Linked DNA regions of Homo sapiens: region 2 is linked to region 1. Evidence: read pairs that join two places in POLR2A ChIA-PET (ENCODE). Cell type or tissue: MCF 10A. All regions are shown on one strand. Links, peaks and the distances in the headings refer to the core of each region. The heading gives the core; the rest is flanking DNA. Region 1 overlaps NFIB (nuclear factor I B). Region 2 overlaps NFIB (nuclear factor I B).

The links. Peaks named below come from ENCODE experiments on the same cell type or tissue, not always from the same donor. Only the 100,000 strongest peaks of a DNase experiment are listed, where the experiment ranks them.
Region 2: POLR2A ChIA-PET joins it to region 1 with 10 read pairs; 7 of 35 experiments call an interaction of 5 or more read pairs at or near these places.

Annotation. Positions count from the first base shown.
Region 1 is chr9:14,302,105-14,311,729 of GRCh38, forward strand. NFIB (nuclear factor I B) reads right to left here. Exons shown (of 11, transcript NM_001190737.2): 2 at 4,885-5,416. Among named protein-coding and RNA genes, the nearest start is that of NFIB, 7.2 kb to the right of the region's middle. In MCF 10A, for the core only: no CTCF peak of the experiment used is centred there; no DNase peak of the experiment used is centred there.
Region 2 is chr9:14,234,420-14,244,044 of GRCh38, forward strand. The region is part of intron 2 of NFIB (nuclear factor I B); the gene reads right to left. Among named protein-coding and RNA genes, the nearest start is that of NFIB, 75 kb to the right of the region's middle. RefSeq lists an enhancer at 3,745-4,506. In MCF 10A, for the core only: no CTCF peak of the experiment used is centred there; DNase peaks (open chromatin) are centred at 3,812 and 4,302.

The DNA.
Region 1 (9,625 bases), core at 3,629-6,128:
TTTAATCAATTATGAAAGCTTATTTTTTCCCATAATGGGAAATACCTGCAGATGAAGTGAAATCTATTAAAATGTTAAAATACACTGCCAACTTGCAAACAATTATCTACTTAAGCTTTTCATAAAGAAATAATTGTTACCCAAAAGGATTCTGAAATTCAGTAACTGTAGGAAGAAAATAATTCTTAGCATTTGCTTCCTCACTAATGATATGTGACAACCAGGAAGGCTTCTATTTCAAAAACAGTAATAATGATTATGACTTCCCCTGTAAATAAGTCACATTTTTCACAACTTCAAAATGTACTTCAATTATTATAACATTTAACAATAAAGCAACAAAAGTGGCCACCCAACAAGAGATCATAATTTTAAGGGTTCAACAAGGCTAAAGGAAACTACTTTTTCAGGATAGCAATGAGGTTTCTGGGCTCTCTTTAACACTCCAAAACATGTTTAATAAGAGTGCAAAGTACAGTCCAAAAATCAGTTAGGGTGACTCATTTTAAACTCTAATCTGTTACATACACGACAACAGTTGCTATCTCTTGAGATCTTTAAATGTCTTGGTGTGTTGTGACCTCTCTCTTCAAAACGCTTTCCTGCCTCAGAGAAAGGCCAATCCCACTCCCGCCCCCCGACTCCCACCACCACCACCACCCCCTTCCTTTTTTCCCCTTCAGACAGGACACAGTCTGGCAACTCAAGGCCTCCCATAGGCCAGACTTCCTTCTGTGCAGCCCTTTGGGTAGAACTGCTAATCCTTCTTATTAATTAACGAGATAACGGTGGTTAACTGAAAAGCAATATTAACGCTAACTATCTAGGAAACTTTAACCAAAATTATTTTAGGCTTTTGGTTGATTTTCCCAGTGTACAAAATTGTGCACTGAGAATTTCGTAACAGTGTGGTGCAGAATCGAGAAATTCCAGAATGACTGATTTTACCTCAGACCTTAACGCATAGGTCTCCTCTTTAAAGTTTTCTCTCTCTCTTTTTAAACATGTATTCTGTTACACATTTCTAACTAGAGAGGAAAACTGAAGTCCTCTCAAAATGTTACTATAAAATTTGCAAGAGTGGCAAGTGAGGGAACTAGAAATTGCATAGCAAATAAGCAGTGATGTGACTGAGAGCAACAGTCAGTCATAATGAATGCATCACATATCATTACGTTAGGTTTGTCCTCCACACACTTGTCATAGCACACCCTGCATCCTATAGGACACTTACATCCCAGGAAGCTGTGCTGTGCAAGGCTTGCCTGGTTTTTGTTTGGTTTTGTTTTTGCTTTGCTTTCATGAATGCAGTAACAAAGGCAATATGGGGAATAGGTAACACCTGCCCAAGAATCATTGGACGTCTTTAATATCTTTGGGAAAATAGATACCATTTAGAGCTATTTTTTCTTTAATCTGTCCCAGTTTTTTTAGACAAAACCTAAAAAAAGGAAGAGTTTTATATTAGCTAAGATTTGCTGCAGCAAACAAGCAAGCAGCTTTCATTCAGGGATTGTCAAAAACTTTCCAGTGTGCCCACTGCAATGCGGATGCCAACCAACGAATCAAAGGCATTCAGCAACTAGACAAAGAGGGTCTGATGCCAACCTCGGTGCCACTGGCAACCATTATTGGCATCAAACACAGTGTCTGCCTTTTTTTTCCCCCTCGCCTGGCACTTCACAAACAAAATGGCGGTTCTTGTAGCAACGAAACAGCCGAAGCGCAGCCCTCTGAATCAATAACATCAAATGACTTTATGGATTTAAACGCAGTTACTCCCAAATGATGTGTACATTTTAGGTGAAGTGCAGGGAGACATTTAATTTTATAAACAACTATATTGAACATCAGCCTTTGCTAATATAAGGAAATAGCAAAATGGACTGAATTGCGGTCAACCAGACTACATGCATAGTAGCCGAATAACAAAGAGATTTAGCTTTAAATAAAATACTGCCTCATGGCCACGTGATGCAAAAGTCTAATGAACTATATATCAAAAATGATTTCAAAAAGCATAAATTTTTTCCCAAACCATATCAGATGCAGATGTAGCACTATAGCTTGTGTCAAAGCTCTGGTAACTCTTCCCACATTTCAGAAAGATGAGGCTGCTGGGCATGAAGAAGGAAAAAAAGTGTGGGTTGAACCAAAAGAGAAAGAGGGAAAAAAGAAAAGCATAGGAAGTTGGTCAACAATGAAACTTTAGTACATGTTGGTCTTTATTTCGTCTTCCAGAAGAGATGCAGTGTGTGATCTTGTATAAATAACCAAGAGGACTATTGACATTTCTAGATCTGGAAATTGTCAATATATTGTAACATCACTCCACACTGCAATGCGGATGCCAACTAACAAATCACAGGCATCCTGAGCTAAACAAAGAGGGTCTGATGCCAATCCTGGTGCCAGTGGCAACCATCTTTGGCATTCTCTCTGTTCTTTCTCATGTTTTTCTCCCAGTCATTTAGAAGTGGGGAGAGAGAAAAAGGGGGAAACGTAATTTTGTTGCTCTTTCTGCTGCAAACATTACATTTCTCTTTTCTGATTTTTCTTTCGTGTTTTCCTTTATACTTCTTTTCCTGATTTATAAAACAGACTTAGGTGAGTTATCATGTACTTAGAAGACAAATAAAAAGTCATCACTCGCGATATGCAGCCCTCTAACTGACCGGAGAATTATCTTTTAAAATCTGCCTTCTTTAATCAATTGCACTATAAAATGACATAATTAACCTACACTTGACAAAGAAGAATATATAAATTTTGAAAAGGGGAAAACACAAAAGCATCCTGACGTGAGTTTTTCAAAGGAAGAACCAACAGATGTTAAGAGAAGATGATGCACTGGCAGGTAGCAGAGGATACAAGTTATATACACAAGATAAAATAATGAAAAGTTCTTACAATAGAGATTGTTGAACCAACAACAAAATCAATGTTTTATCTAAAACCATGGTCTCTTAAGAGTTGCTTAAAACTTTATAGTTATCATGACCAGTGGTGCAACATGGAAGGCATTTATGCGTTTTTTTTCTTTTTTCAATCTATCTCTACAAATCTTTATTGTCAGTTCATCAAAACTAAGAGAGCTGGCTGCCTTCCCCAGGAGTAAATGTGCATGCAGGCAGGCACACCTCAAAACCTAGCCTTCAAGCAACTTAAAATGTGAGCAGTAGTGAAGTGGTTGCAAATCTTCCCTCCCTGCACTAAAAAGTTACATGACCCACTTTTTGAAACTTTACTTCCATCCTTGACTTTCACAACACAGTTACAACACATTTATAGTCAATCCAACACATATATACAGCCCACCTTAAAGTGTCACCTCCTAGACATCTGTCAATCAAATAAGTGTCATGTGTTACTGAGTTTTATTTTAGGACACATGGGACAAAAATATTATTTTCCCCAAACCATCATTATTTGGACTGTAATTCTTAAATGCATGGAAATATTAAATGCAATGTTTCATTTTTTCAGGAAAAGGTAATATTTCTAAAAGTGCAATGTCCAACACCATTATTTAAAATCAGACTAAAAATTCTAAAATGACACTTAAGCCTATCTCCAAAGCTACAAGAAAATCAAGACAAAAAGCACATAGTGAGGGCCTAGAATTCAGAGTCAAAAAAGTAATTTTGATTTTTTTGAATAATAAAGCTCATAGCAGTTTATTAAGTCCCACATTTATATAACAAACCTCAGGTAACAGTCTGTCACCTGGCTATCTGCAGGCCATTTTTCCTCCCACCAGGCCAAGTTTGGAAATGACCTACCATCTGTGACAGCTCAAACTTCAGTCTACTTTTGGTATGCGGCTTTGTAAAATGATTGTTTTACTATGGATTGTTGGTAATGCAAGGACATCTATATCTTGATGCATTTATTTGAAGAAAAGAAATTCTTACCTACTTAAGGAAAATATATTAAGAAAAATAAAAATAATAAACATTTCATTAACTCAAATATTCAGTAATAACATCATCTTTTTTAATTATTTAGGTAAAATGTATACCATTCTCCTTCTCAGGTATTTTAAATAATAGGTATGGTATGCAGTTTCTGTATTCTTTTTAAGATTTATCTTAAACCAGTGTAACCAGTCCACTTTCTGTTTTTTGTTCTGTAAGCAGCGCTGCGACTTTCCTCCTCGGTAAGTTTTATGAATTTACATACAAGTAAACTAACATTATTAAGTGTTCCCAAGTAACTCTGGGAACATACTATAAATAATTTAAATAATAACTCAATTCCATTTAATCGACAGTGAATATTGCACAATCAAAAGTGATGATAGAAATATTAAAATTAAGTAAATCTAGGTCTACGTAAGATATACTTTTGATATTATCTATCTTAAGCATTTTGTAATAGTAAACATTAGTTCTATTTTCAGTGCGATACCACTAAGTTCATAAACAAAGTCCCTCTACCTCATTAATTAATAAGGTTAATACAAAAATTATCTAGGATGGTTTGGCTATTCATAAATAAAGTTATATTTTCAAATCAGGAAAAGATTACTAGATTAGATGCAAAAATGTAGCCTACGACAGAAAGTATAGTGTAATGAACTATATTTGTTAGACTACCCTATGTCTTTGAAAAACAGTATTATTTTAAAGATACTTGAAAACGCACCTCTTTGTGGTCTTTCTTAAATATCCAAGCCTATCCAGGTACGAAAGCTCTGTGTCTATTTACATGGCTCGCACATGGCAGCGGACATGTGAGTGAAAGCGGACACCCTACTATACCCAGAGAGGGTGGAGGATATCTAGGGGCCTTGAGGACCATCTAACTCAAGCCAGATACTCTGTCTACGGAGATTTGTAGGCGGTGTTTGCCGTGCTAGAAAAAAGAACAATCTGCTCCTACCTTGCTCCTGCACGTAGTATGCCAAAAACAAATCAAGCTCCTTAACTGATACTGTGATATGATGTGGCTGGACACAAAGTGCTGGGTTTGTGCAATGTGGGGATTTCATGAGCCGCTCTCCATCGGTACTTTCCAAGGGGATGCCTTTGAACAGGATCACCATGACTAGATCCAGACGCCAGACTTTGTCTGCCTGTCGCAGGCAGTCGATTCTCCTAATCTTACCCTTCTGGTCGGGATTGGATAAGACACAGCACGGGTGCTTCTTGCCAGTCACGGTGAGCACAAAGTCCTCTCGATACTCCTGGCGAATATCTTTGCGCAGTTTGGCAAGGAGCCTGGATGCCCACTTCTGTTTGATTTCAGGCTTTTCACTGAGAAGCTCATCTTTGACTGCTCTTTCTTCATCCTTTGACATTCGCTTCTCATGCTTTTTAAAGTACTTGCGTTTTCGAGCCTGCAGGTTGAACCAAGTATAGGCAATTGCACGGACATGTGGAAGAAGTGCCTCGATGAATGGGTGAAATTCATCCTGTGGAAGACAGAGGGGTGAGGAAAAGATGTGCATAGTCAGTTTAATTTTAAAAGCTCAAAAAATAAGAAAAGAAGACCACAACCCGTTTCCAATTCAGTACAAAAAGTTATACATGAAAATAACATTCCTTTCTTATTTAAAATTATCAAAATAACAGGACAAGAAGAAAGTAAAGTATGCCCAGCTGTCCCCTTTCCACCAAAATTCACAGGTCAATTCTCCCTCCTATAAAGGAAATAAGGTTTATATTTTGTATTACACTCTGGCCCCATCCCCCTTGTTTCCACCCCAATGCCATGCATTCTACATTCTTTAAAATATAGGCAACTAACTAAGGTGCTTGGCACCTAATATAGTATTTCAATATTTGATTGACCAACTAACACTATGCAGTACCATTTTACAAAGAACACAGTGAGATTTTTTTTTTTTAATCGGAGTAGAGCTGTTCAGAAGGCAGGAGCGATGCCACAGTTCATTTCTCTTCTCTGTGGCACAGAAACACAAAGCATATAGATGCTCAGTGTAATGCCACACAGTTCCCGCTTTTGGAGCATGCTCTCAGCAAGAGGCTGCTGGTGGCACAAAGAGCATGCGCCATTAAACTTGATCCATTTTCTTATCAAACGTCCAACATTCCAACACTGAAACAGCACCATTCCAAAAGTGGTAACTAGAGAAACCGGTATACAGTGAGGGAAAGTGGGCAAAGGACACAGCTCGTCGTATCAGTGTCCTGAACAGAAGGTTTCCATACTTTGAGCAGTGCATTCTCTCCCCACACTACCAACGCCAGCTCCCAACACACACACACACACACTTGCACTCTCCTGCTTTCTCACACACACTCTTGCATTTTTAAATAGAAGTTTTCAAACTGGAAAACAAAAATTACATGAATGTTCTTCCATCAGCTTCCCTATAGAATATGCAGCCCCACAGAGTCCGTTAATTTGTTCACCGATCACATGAGTATAGCAATTATTCTAAACCTCTTAAAAATCAATCTGAGGTGAACAATGAAAAATGGCAACTTGGCACCAACTTTACATTCTTTGTGTCTCTGCATGCTGTGGTGGGGTGACACTGCTGGTCAGTTACTGCTTTTGTGGAATCTATACAATTCATTTGCCATGTAGATGAATTATCAGTTAGAACTGTGGGTGCATATATGCATGTGCATGTGAATTTGCAGATACATAGATTATAGAGTACCAATCTTTTGAATTAAGTAGTTTACCTTTAGGCTCCTGCATTTTTCCTGCCTGTTTCATCCAAGCCCTTTTTTTAAGGGAGGGGATCAGTGAGGAATGGTGGATAATCTTTACCTACAGATATTTCAAGTTACTTCCCAGTGCAGTCAGTTTCGTTACTTCCTGATTTAGGTAAAACCTGTCTTATAAGCTTAGGCCTATTACTGTTCAAAGAGAAAGAGCTTAACGTCCTGTACATGCACACCGCATGTACGCAATAAGCCAAGATTTGAAGCAAATGAGAACTTCCACCACCACCACTTTTCTGATCATATTGACTATACTGTCAGCCCAACGACAAAATAACTCTCTGATTGTATCCCAAGTTAGAATTTACATACTCATGTTAATCACCCTGAACTACGTGGAATAAATTCTATTTAACAGCAGACTGACTAATTAATTCCATTAGGTAAATATGATGAAAGTACAACTAATGACTCTTTAACAAAGAAGGTGTCAAAAATCCAATATAGATATGAATACATTTTGAAGAAGAAATTCGAAGTTTTAATGCTACAGACTGCAACATGTTAGCTGTTTGCACTTCAGATATGGAAGGAGTACATGTCCCATCCAATCAATAATGTAGTTATCAAGTGTTCTAACATTGCTGTAAGTGTTCCTTCACCAGAATAAGTATGAATCAAAATTTTATAACAATACAGAATGCTGATGATTACATCACAGCATGAGGCATACCCAAATGCCATAGAGGAAATCATTAAACCGATCAGTAGTTTCCAGCAGAGATTTGAACAATTCAGTTACTATGCGAGCACATTAAACTAGGCCATGGAAAGAGTTAAACCACAATCTGTTCTTTGTGTGGGAAGGCAGCCCTGCTCACAGCAACCACATCCCATGATAAGACCTCCCTATCTCCATACACTTTCTGATGCCATGCTTTTAGCTTTCACTGTAACTACAAAAACTTTGTTTATCCCCTTTAGGAATATATGCAAAAGGAAAGCCTGCTCAAGGAAATGTGGACTTAAATGTGCTTTGGAAACTCACTTCCTATAATCTTTTACTACGATTTATTGATATGACTAAAAAACACACATATATGCACTCACAAAACTAAAACCTTGAGAATGTAAAGAGCACATGAGGTGGAGTGGGTGGGCTCTGTCTCACTCATTTTACCCTTGCCATGCTTTTTAAAATGCAATATTATTTTATAAATATTAAGCCATGTGGTAACACGTAAGTACTTACACCTTAAGTACTATGTTCAGTGACATTTCATTTTCTTATAAAGACATCAAACACAGTTTTGATTAAATTTGAGTTTCAATATTTGATTATAAATATAATCTATCACACAAGAAAGCTCAAAATTTTAATGAGTTATTTTAAACAACCAAAATTCAAATTTGAAGGTTGAATTTGAAAATTCTTAGCAAATGCACACAGTTTTTAAACGTTCCTTTGACTTTGCTGTCAATGCTGCCAATATTGTTTTAAAACATGCTCTTTTTTTTGAGAAATAAAAGTAGCAAACTTTCTCAGGCTGCCAGTTTGCCTTATTGATATCGTTCAGGGTTTCACTATTATGTGAATTCAAGTGAAGCACTTATTTGACAAGGGGACATATCCTCCAAAAATGACTGTAAATTGAGGTTTGCTGTAAGTCGCATATATTTCTGTATTAACATGCCTAAATGTCATCTCCCAAGTGTGACTGTTTCCTAATGCTGAGTAACACTAGAGTCTTAAAGATTATGAGTGACATGAATATGGAACATAATAACTGTCCTGATACAAAAATATTTTTTTAAAAGGTGATTAAGGTTTTCAAATATCCTAACTAGTAGTGGATTATTACAATAGCATTAAGCAATCATAAATTCTTTAAAAAAAGCAAAACATATAAGTGATTTAAAACCAAACAACTGTATACAAAGGTAATAGGCAACTTTGCTCTTTCAGAATTTTTAGTAAAATGCATTGATGTTCAGTAATTCTCTTTTAAAACTTCCTTTAGTTGAACTAAATTGACAAAGTAAATAACAAAGTTACCAATTTCAGATATAAAAATAAAGAGTCTTAATTCCACTAGGCATATTTATTTTTCTTCCGTTTCCATGAAAGGGATGGATAATTTAGACCAACATAGAGGTAGAAGAGTAAATACTAGGTGCTCTTGGCGCATTGCTATATAACAACAAATCATGCAAAAAATGTACCTAAAGAACTTAAAAGCAACGAAAGAAAAATATATTTAATGCCATCATGCCAATTGAAAGTTATATTATTAATGGTTTACATTATTTTTAAACATATATTAAATCATATGATAGTTCTTAATTTTTCCTTTATATCTGATTTATACTGGTGTATAAATATTGGTTATTGATATGCTGATTTTGTAGCATACTATTTTGCTAAACATAACATTTAATGGTAGGTCCTTTTAAATTAAGATTTTTTTTCTAAAACCTAGATACCTTATTGCAACAATTGAGATACTTTTAAAAGTTTATAACCAATTAAGAATGATACTCTATTTTGCAATTTACATGTCCTGAGACATGTTTTTCTACAGCTACTAGGCTCTTGTGATACAAAACTACTGATCTGATACAAAAGTGACACTATTAATGTGGCCTCACTTTTATAACACCTATATTACCTGCAAAGTCACATGGAGCTTAGTGAAGTGAAAATTCTTAAGCTGAAATTCCTTCCCTGGTGTAGGCCTTGTTTTAATACATAAGCCTAGATTTATATTATTAAAATAGTAGAGAATATTAGTCATCACAAGTTATTGTTGTTAAGTGTGTATCTCTGAATACTAATGTGATAGCTGAATGATTATGCTGTATATGATCCCAACATTCCCTGTCTCAATGCTGCAATATTATCTTTAACTTACACAAATTAAGATAAAACTAGTGACTTTTCAATACATATTTGGAGGATACTAAAAATGCAATGTAATTGCTAG
Region 2 (9,625 bases), core at 2,934-5,433, 68 kb before region 1:
AGTGCAGTGGCGGGATCTCGGCTCACTGCAACCTCCACCTTCCGCGTTCAAGCAACTCTCCTTCCTTAGCCTCCTGAGTAGCTGGGATTACAGGCACGCACCACCACGCCCAGCTAATTTTTGTATTTTTAGTAGAGACAGGGTTTCACCATATTGACCAGGCTGGTCTCAAACTCTTGACCTCTGCCCACCTCGGCCTCCCAAAGTGCTGTGATTACAGGTGTGAGCCACTGCACTTGGTCTACTCTTTTTTTTAACATTTTGTTAGTTATGCTTTGTAAAACTAGCATATTTTTAATTTAATTTACATCAATTTAACTAAAATTTTATTAAACATTCTTAAACTTGGTGGTGCTGGCATTTGTTCGTTGAAATTTTTTTTTTGGTTTTTTTTTTGGGTATGTTTTAACTATTTCAACATACGTTTTTAAAAACCAGATCCAAGAGGATCAGAATAACAATAGTGAGGTGAAATCACTGGATCAACCAGGGGACAAAAAAAAATAGCTTCACATATGCTCATTTGGTCTTTTTGAACAAATGTTGAATAACCAAATCTTTTAGACTTTTAAATCATTCATTATTCTTGCAGTTCAAATGTGGCAATCTTAACTATTTAGGGTTTCACAACTGGTAGGTACTTAATAAGTATATGCCTATAGAGGATAATGATAACTTTACTCAAATGGGACATTACAGAAAATGTTATACGATTGAAAACAAAATAAAGAATAAACACCAAGCTCAGAAAAAAAGACTTCACACTAATTCACTCCATCTCATTCCTTTAAAATTCAGGCTTAAAAATTTTTTGATAAAGGCGATCTGATGTTCAAAGGACATCATTTAAAACTTGGGAGGCAAACTGATAGAGGAGAATGCCTTTTGTGTTTAGGAACTCCCAGTATTGCCAGCCCCGACCTTGTTCCTCACCAGCTGTAAAAGCCTGTGTGAGACCTTAGTGCTGAAGGCCTCAGCTTCCTTATCTGTAAATGATTAGAATAGATAATAAAGGCAACAACCAAGTTTATACAGTTTGCCTGACAACTTTGACATATACTATCTCACCCTAAAAGATCCCTTTGGGTTTTCATGGGCTATCATCTTGGTTTTATACACAACTCTTATTTGGTTATATGTCACTTACCTAAGTCCAAGAATTACGAAGCACAGTTGTTCAGTTAATTTATTTCTTATTTTTAAAAAAAGCACTGTTGTACTGCTGTAGATAGAACAACTCTAATCTTCACGTACTGCTGAATTACAATTAGGTGCTAAATCACCTTCAAAGAATGAACAACCTTTTGTTTTGAGGCTCGTCCAGAAGCATCACTAGGACCTGATATGTACAAGAAAGAAAAAAATAGTAACCTGGGCAGTAAGAGTTTTGTCAGAAGGAATGCTTGTCCTTATCAGAAACACCACTTATCCCCAAGGCTTGAACTTTAACTATGAAACTTTACCCACTGGGTTTTTAACACAATTACTACTGCAAGCTCACCATTATGTATTTAAACTCACAATAAAGAATCAATGCCTGATATTGCATTATTTCCTAAAAGCAGATTTTGATGGAAGACAAGAGGCTGGGCTCCAGTATCAAGAGTGTACAGGATATTTTTTAAAGACATATTTAAATAATAGCATTGATCATAACACAATAATCACTATACCCTCATCTTCCATTCCTACAACAAAGCCCCTTAACAAAGACATGTGTACGCATTATAGCTACCAGTTTTATATGGAACTGCCCACTAATAGCTAAATTGGCATCTTTATGAATTTAAGGTTCTCTATAATGTTGATTATGGCTACTGCTTTTGACTGTATTTTTCAAAACTGACCACAAAATAGAAGCTTCTAACTTCTCTCTGCCCTTGTGTTTGCAATCTCCAGAGAAAGCACTCCTTAATTTCATCATAGTGGTCAGTAATCTTTAGTGATTGAGACAGAAATTAAAATTGATTATTTGAATTCTGACAAGCTGCTTATGTTTGTAATTACCATAAAACTCTACCACAAATGCCCTAGAGTCCACGGGTGTGAGTGAGGGGTTGATAGGAAATGATCCATTTTCATGTATCTAGATTTAGGACGATGCATGTGGAATTGTAGAGCCACTTAAGATCACACTCATCCGTGCTGGACTAACTGAAGAGGGAAGTCACTATCCTCTCTTAATAGACCAGACAGTCCTCACGTCATTGCTACAATTAAATTCCAGAGAATTTTTTGGATTCTATTTAATGAATAAGGATATATTTTTCATGTGGTGTCATTGTTTCACTACTTCCCATGTTTATTTGGACAGATTCATAGCACTGGGTAGGAAATGTATTGGTTGGCAACTTCAGTTTTGGAAGAGAAAGTAAACACATGCTGATTAGCAAACAGTAAACTCTACTGTGTTTAATTTTGGCTTCTCTTTAAAAAAAAAAAAATAAAAACACAAAAAAGCCACTATTTGGTGTTGTGTTCCAAGTAGGAGCATTTGTCCCTAAGTTCTTTCCTAACCCCTTACTGGAGGGCTTCCAGAATTGCTCTCATTTTTTTTTCTTCTTCCCCTAACACCAGTGGCAAACGCCAACATTATTTAAGAAAATACTTGTGCATATGGTATCCTCCTAGCACAGATTTGCCATCCAGTTGAACAGTAGGGCCACTAACCCACACAAACTAAACTGCAAAATTATGAACTGCATAAACATAAACAATTGAATTTAGCCCTAATAAATTCAAGGTAAAATCACACTTCTGAAATTCCTAAAAGGCTACGTCACTGAAAACTATCAGGTCTGAGAACTGAAGGTGGTAAATATGACAATCTAAAACTTCCAATGCTCTCTTTAGAGCCAATTTCTTTCATCTATCTCATCCTATTGATTTACTGTGACTCCCCAAATTATTCTCCAAGCTTTAGCCATTCTTAGCCCTCTTCTCATCCATCTTCAGAAGATCATCAAAATCCCTAACACCCAAAAAGTGCCGAAGGCCAGCACACACAGGGAAAAGCTTGGCCACCTAAGATATACCATTGCCCACTGAGCACAAAAGCTCTTCATTATGTCTATGTACCTTCTCATTAAACAGAGCTGGTGTCTGATCTTTTCACTGCTCATGATTACTACTCATTATTAATCAGACTTCCCAACATGCTTCCAAGGTATGCAAAATCTCGTCCCCACATACCAGATGGGAAAGCTGAGGCATCCAAAAGTTAAATAACTCCCAAATAGCCCAATATAAGAGGTCAGCAACATCTCTTGCCGATCTACATTGTTTCTTATTCAATAAACATTTATTATTGATCTACCAAGCTCCTCACCCTGCTAGGTATAACAGTGTGTGTGTGTGTGTGTGTGTGTGTGTGTGTGTGTGTGTGTGTGTGTGTGTAAGCTCCTCACCCTGCTAGGTATAACAGTGTGTGTGTGTGTGTGTGTGTGTGTGTGTGTGTGTGTGTGTGTGTGTATTCTACCATATTCTGGGTTCTGGGCAAAACAGCAGATTATCAAAGTCCTAACCCACATGAGGCTTACGGTCTAGGAGGGGTAAGAAACAGTAAACCAAGAAACAAATGAATATGAAATATGTGAGGTAGCTATGGGGCAAAGAGTACAGCAGGGTAAGGAGAAAAAGACCTGGGAAGAAGAGAGTGGTAGCTGGAGTGGTAGGAGATTTTGGGGGCACATGTAATTTAAGTCTTCCTCTGAATGAGGTAAGGGAGCAAGCCCTACCTACGATCATCTGAGAAAAAAACGGTTCCCAGCAGAAAGGACAGACAGAGCAAAGTGCCTGAGGCTCAGCTGTACTGGAGGGATGGTAGTATTGCTGCTACTGAAAGGGCAGGCAGAGTGACTCACTGGGGAGAGGGAGGCAAGGGTCAGATCACACAGCACCTGGAAGTCACCACTAAAAGTAGGGGCTACAAATATAAATGAGACTACTCAAGAGAGACAGTCTTGTGAAGAGTTTAATACGTAAGGTTACATTAAAAATTCACTGCATTAAAAGCAGTTGATGCTTTCCCTACCATCACATAAAAAGTATATGTGCACAAACAGACAGAAGGGTGCATGCGCTGAATTTTATATAGTCTAGGAAACATTTTCACATTGGTTGTTTCAGTCAAATACAAAGAAGTTACAGAACAGCATCGAGTACCTAAGAGAGACCAAAAGCATTTCCTTCTGTAAAGCCCTGCAGCTGAGGGCTTACATCCGCCTGGTCCAATCAGTTCATTTCCAAACAAAGGTAGGAAATGGCTGCATCCTAGTATTTCATTGTGGACTCATGACTCAGTGCTTTGGAACTTGGTATCTTTGGGAGTGAGTGTCTATTCTCCACGTCTCTTGCCACAGGGGGAAAAAGGTACAGATAAACAGTAACACAATTTCACCCAACCGAGATATAAATCTGTGGGCTTCTCCACCCTTCTCAAAAATAAATGAATGAATGAAGGAAATTCAGTTCCTGCTTTTTTTTCTTCCCTTCTCTGTTTTGTTTCCTAATTCCCAGGACTCCCTGGTGTCTCCTAAACAGCATAAGGTCAACTGATGGTGAAAGTACATCACATGATAATTATTCAAAAGCTGTTATGTTATACAATATAGTTTATAATAGGAAAAGGAGTTACATTTGATTCTGCAAGAGCAGTCGGTAATATGCCCATTACATAGGGATTCTAAGAAACTAAAATTAAGAAATTTGTCCTAAAGAACAAATTGATTCTCCTCCATCATTTAACCAAAAAGGTTTGTAGTATTTTGTATTCACAATGTTACACAGGAGAACAGTAACTTAACTTTGAAAACTGTTTTCACACAATGGTCACAAAGAAAATAACACATAAATCCCATTAGGTCTTTTTGTAAAAAGCTTCCATAATTTCCAAATCCACGGTGTAGAGAGGAAAAGAGGAAAATGGCATGTGTATATGTTCTAAGACTATTACTTCAAATGAATAAGGTTTAGAGGTATACTTAACATACAAACTGTTTCCTTCAGGAAAAAGTGCAGGAACTCCTGGATAGACACAATACTCATTTCTGATGAAAGTTACAGAAGAAACTACCAGTTGTGTATGATCTAATACTACAAGTCACTTATTATCTATGAAGGAAAACAGAAAGAGAAAAGATAAGAAAACAACATTTAAATAAGAATGAGAAAGGAATCTCTGTTCTAACTTAAAGATACATAAACATATAAATCCAAATATGAGCCAAATTATTTTATAATGATATCCATGTGATCAATGAGGCATAACCACAAGAACCTTACACGATTATAATGAGAGAAGCTTCGAAACAGGAAATTTCTATCTACAAAAAGTACAAATTATTTTCAGAATATTGGAGGAATCTGGGGTTTTCTACCCAGCAGAATAAATTATGAAAACAGTGAAAGATACCCTCCAGAGGGAGAGAGTGCAAGAGTTTATATGTTAAAGAGAACATTACATTTCACTTTTCCAATGTAGAAACAAACTGAAGAAAATTTAGAGGGGATGGTGAGGATGAAGAGAAATAAAATCATAAAAAGGAATGAGTAAAAAATGTAATAAAAGAAGAGGAATATGGTTTCCACTTATATTAGTTTTGTCCTTCCATTAAAAATTATACCTTAAAGTCCATTACTCTTGACTATATTGCCAATTTCTCAAATAATACACTGGTCAAGTTCCAAAATTTCATTAAATATATAAATTGCATACATAAAAGTTCCTGTGTAGCCTATGGAAACATTTTAAATTTTCTTCAGCAAAATTGGGCCTAAAGTTTGGAAAAATTCCTAGAGAGTGAAATTAATCTCTCTGTCCCCATCTCTCCCTCTCTCCCTCTCTCTTTCTCTCCCTCTCTCTCAATAGATAATATTACCCTACTATATATCCTGCCATATATCTTTATACTCCAATTTCCTACCTAGTCCCCTATTCAGACATGCATAATGCTTCCATTTTGAAGCATATGGCTGGGGAGCCAAAAGAATTTAAATTGCCTTCAAAATGTGCATCGCATTATAAATGGTGTGAAAAAAGATCTTACTATTCAGCTCTCAACTTGGAGCATAAAGCAAAGAAGAAGCAACACAAGACTGCTTCAAACTTTATCCAAAAACTCAACAGCTTCACTTGTTTATAGAGGTACAAAAAGTATGCGACACAGTTTATAAAACAAGAACGATGTACTGTATGCAAAAGTAAAGTTAAAAGCAAAGTATAGTAACAGCCCTATCTCGTTACAAACACTTGGCAGCATGTCTAAAGTACCATGGTCAAAAACATGATACCGTCTGCGTTGTACTTCTGCCAGAAAGCACTCCCTAAGTCCAAGTCTCTTTAGCCATCATCACCACCTCATTTGGCAAACTCTCCCAAGCCTCAGTTCATCTACTCAAAATTACTCCACAGAAAGCAGACAAACTCTCTAGCTTTGTAGGCTGCAAGTATCACAATGAAGTAGCATTGGCAAGTGACAGCGTAAGATGGAGCTCTGAGGTTAGAAAGCCAGGACCAACTAAACTGTATCCTCAAAGCTTATTTGCATATCAAGTTGAGCAGGGCTGTCTTCATTTTGGTAATTCAGGGTTTCTTCTCTACTCTCACAGTAATTCCAATGGGTCTTTCTGAATCAGCCGCAGCTGAGAAAGAAAGCACATGGCAAGAATACACTCAGGCACCGAATACCTTTTAGGCAAATGAGGGGCAAATGTATTCGGCAATTACCTGCCATTTAACCATTTCTGGCCAGGTCTTTTGAATAATTCCAGAACCTCAAAAACTGCCTCAATAGTTATGTATGCATAACGGACCAGGCCATTACCAAGGCTAAGTAAATACAAGAATATGCATCAAGGTTTAGGTAATAAGTAGATAAATAGACTATATCAGTATCAACATCCATATCTACCTGTGGCATTTATAACTAAAAAAACAGCAGTTCATAATACATAAGTATAAATGTGGCAGTGAAAAGATGACTGATAGGACAGAAGTAGCTGCATGAATTATTAATTTTCCTAGGGCACGTAAGAATTGGCTTCCAAATTTTTCTTTAATCGACTTTCTCCAAAGTAGCATATTACATAATTCAAAAAAAAACAGATATTGTCATCTTAAGTTTACAGCTTGCCATATTTCCTAGAAAATAAACAATAATTAACAACATATCTCATAGTTGTTCCCTCCCCACCTTTCTTCAAGAAACTTTACACTCTGAAATGTAGATACATAAGCTACTTTTGGATCAGGGCCCACAACCATATGCTTCCAAAGGAATAATATGTACAGGTTAGTCTGGTGTGTACCAGATGTTAAAAAAAAGCAAATTCAAAAACAGAAATATCAGTATTCAATGCAGAAATATATTTTAAATTAAATCCCATTCTTCCTCTCCTTATAGACACAGAATCAAAGAAAGCCAATTGTATGTCTAATTTTTTAACCTTTTTCCTGAACAAAAATCCCAATTTGACTCATGACTCTAGATTCTTTATATACATAAGATCACAAGACAAGAAATGGTCATTTATAAATTATCCTGTCTCAGAGTGAGCCTCCTACCATATGCTGATATTCAACCAGAAGAATTTGTTTGAAAAGGCAAAAAAAATTCCAGAAGTTAAGCCTATAAGGCAAACCAGCCAGCAAAAGGCGACAGAGTCCACATGTCTATCAGATATTTAATATGTTAAACCTCAATTACCAAAAGTTTTAAGATTCTCTGTAAACATAACTAGTGAGTCTTTATTTTTCAGATGATTCTGAATGCAAAATGAGCACATTATCTGCACATTGAAAGAATTTATGTGTTTTTTCCCACATATGGAAATATGCATGAGTATTAAAAAACAAATTACAAATATCCACTCTCTAGAAGTTTGAAAAGTCTAAAGTTTGGGCTGTATTTGCTTTTTCCATTGCAAACCTACAAGGATTCCTTCAGACTTACAAAAGTTATTGCAAGAAGTCCTGCAGGAAGAAACAGATTGGGGATTTAGATCACCCATGCCTAACTTTTTCAGGGCATCATGATCTCTCCCCTTGTTCTATACATCAGAGATGTCACTGAAGTGAAAGCCAAGTTTTACTTTAGAATTTAATAAAAATTGATTAAGCATCACAGAGCACAAACAAAGCTGCTCCATAAATCTTTCAGGCCTTTTTGTGCTAGGAAGAAAGCAAGCACTGTCTGCTGAAGCAGATGACAGATGCTGGCTTAAAGATAAGTATTATTTATACTTCTGTACCAGATTTCTTCTTATGCATATCTTATCATGCATGGGTATATGATCAACAAAGCAATTATTTTATATCAGTCAAAGACATTCAAATGTACCCTGGCTCCATAGGAATGCTTTAAAGAGTTCAGGTCTAGGGTTCAATTAAACCAAGATGGAGAGAAAAGAAAGTTTGGAAAGAAAAACAAATATTGAAATGGTTGTGATTTGAAATGTACTTTCACACACAGGCTAATGAATATATATGTACTGAAAATAACTTTGTTCTGAACATATGCCTATGCATTTTAAATAAATGATGCATGTTTGAAAGATAAGAGGGTTTACCAAATCTAAACACATCAAGATATATCTATATTAAACTGCATTTATTTGTACAGTATGTCGGTAAGGAAACAGCCCCCTGAAAGAAATCCAATAGTTATGTAAAGAGATAGCTGATTTAACCAAGTTTGAGAACATTTTAGTCATCAAGACTAGAGTTTAAAAATTTAAATGACATTCCTTCCCTCCCTCCTTAGAAAGACAGAATATATGAAAACCAATCACTTAATGAAAATTCCCAGAGGTTTCTTTATTGTTTTACTTCTAGCATATGAAGTGGAAAAAAGATAACTAATTATTTGAAAGAGAAGAAAAAGCAACTTATATTACCTTCTCAAAAAATATATAATATTCTGCATCATAAGGCATTTGAAGGTGGAGAAGCTGGCATGTGATTCCAAAACAAATCTGGATAAGTAAGAGAAATAAATCAGGTGGGCTGTCTTGACCATTTTCTTCTACCCCGATTCCTAAGTCCCTTGAGAATCTAGAAGAGGAGCAGGTTTGGGGGTGGAATTGTTTTGTTTTATTGTGTTTCATGAGGGAAGACAAACTGGAAATAAATGAGTTTTCAAGTCCAGCCAGAAAGTCAACCTATGGTTAGATTTACCTAATTGGGTATTTTTTAAAAAAAAAGTACAAAAACAAAAACCTGTGCTCATCCATTTTTTTATGGTATCTTATTGTATTTCATTTTTTTCTCAGCATTTTTCTTCGTAAAAGTTCGTCCTAAGAAATCCCAACCTCGTCTCAGATAGCCTAAAAGGCAGAAATGTTCATCCACTCAAAGACCAGGAAACCCTAAGCTGCATGACATCATGTGGGAGTAAAATGACTGAGTGAGCTCAAGCCAGGATCCTTGCTGCTGGAGGGTTTCCTGCACAAGGGCTAGCTGAAGCCACAGATATGGCTGCAACTGCATTAAAATGACATTGGTAGCAGAATTAAACTGTCTGGTTTCATGGAAATTACCGTATACTGTAGTTATCACGTGAGAATTAGCAATGCACTAAAATAGGACACACAAATCAGTACTATTATGTGGTAATACTAATCTATC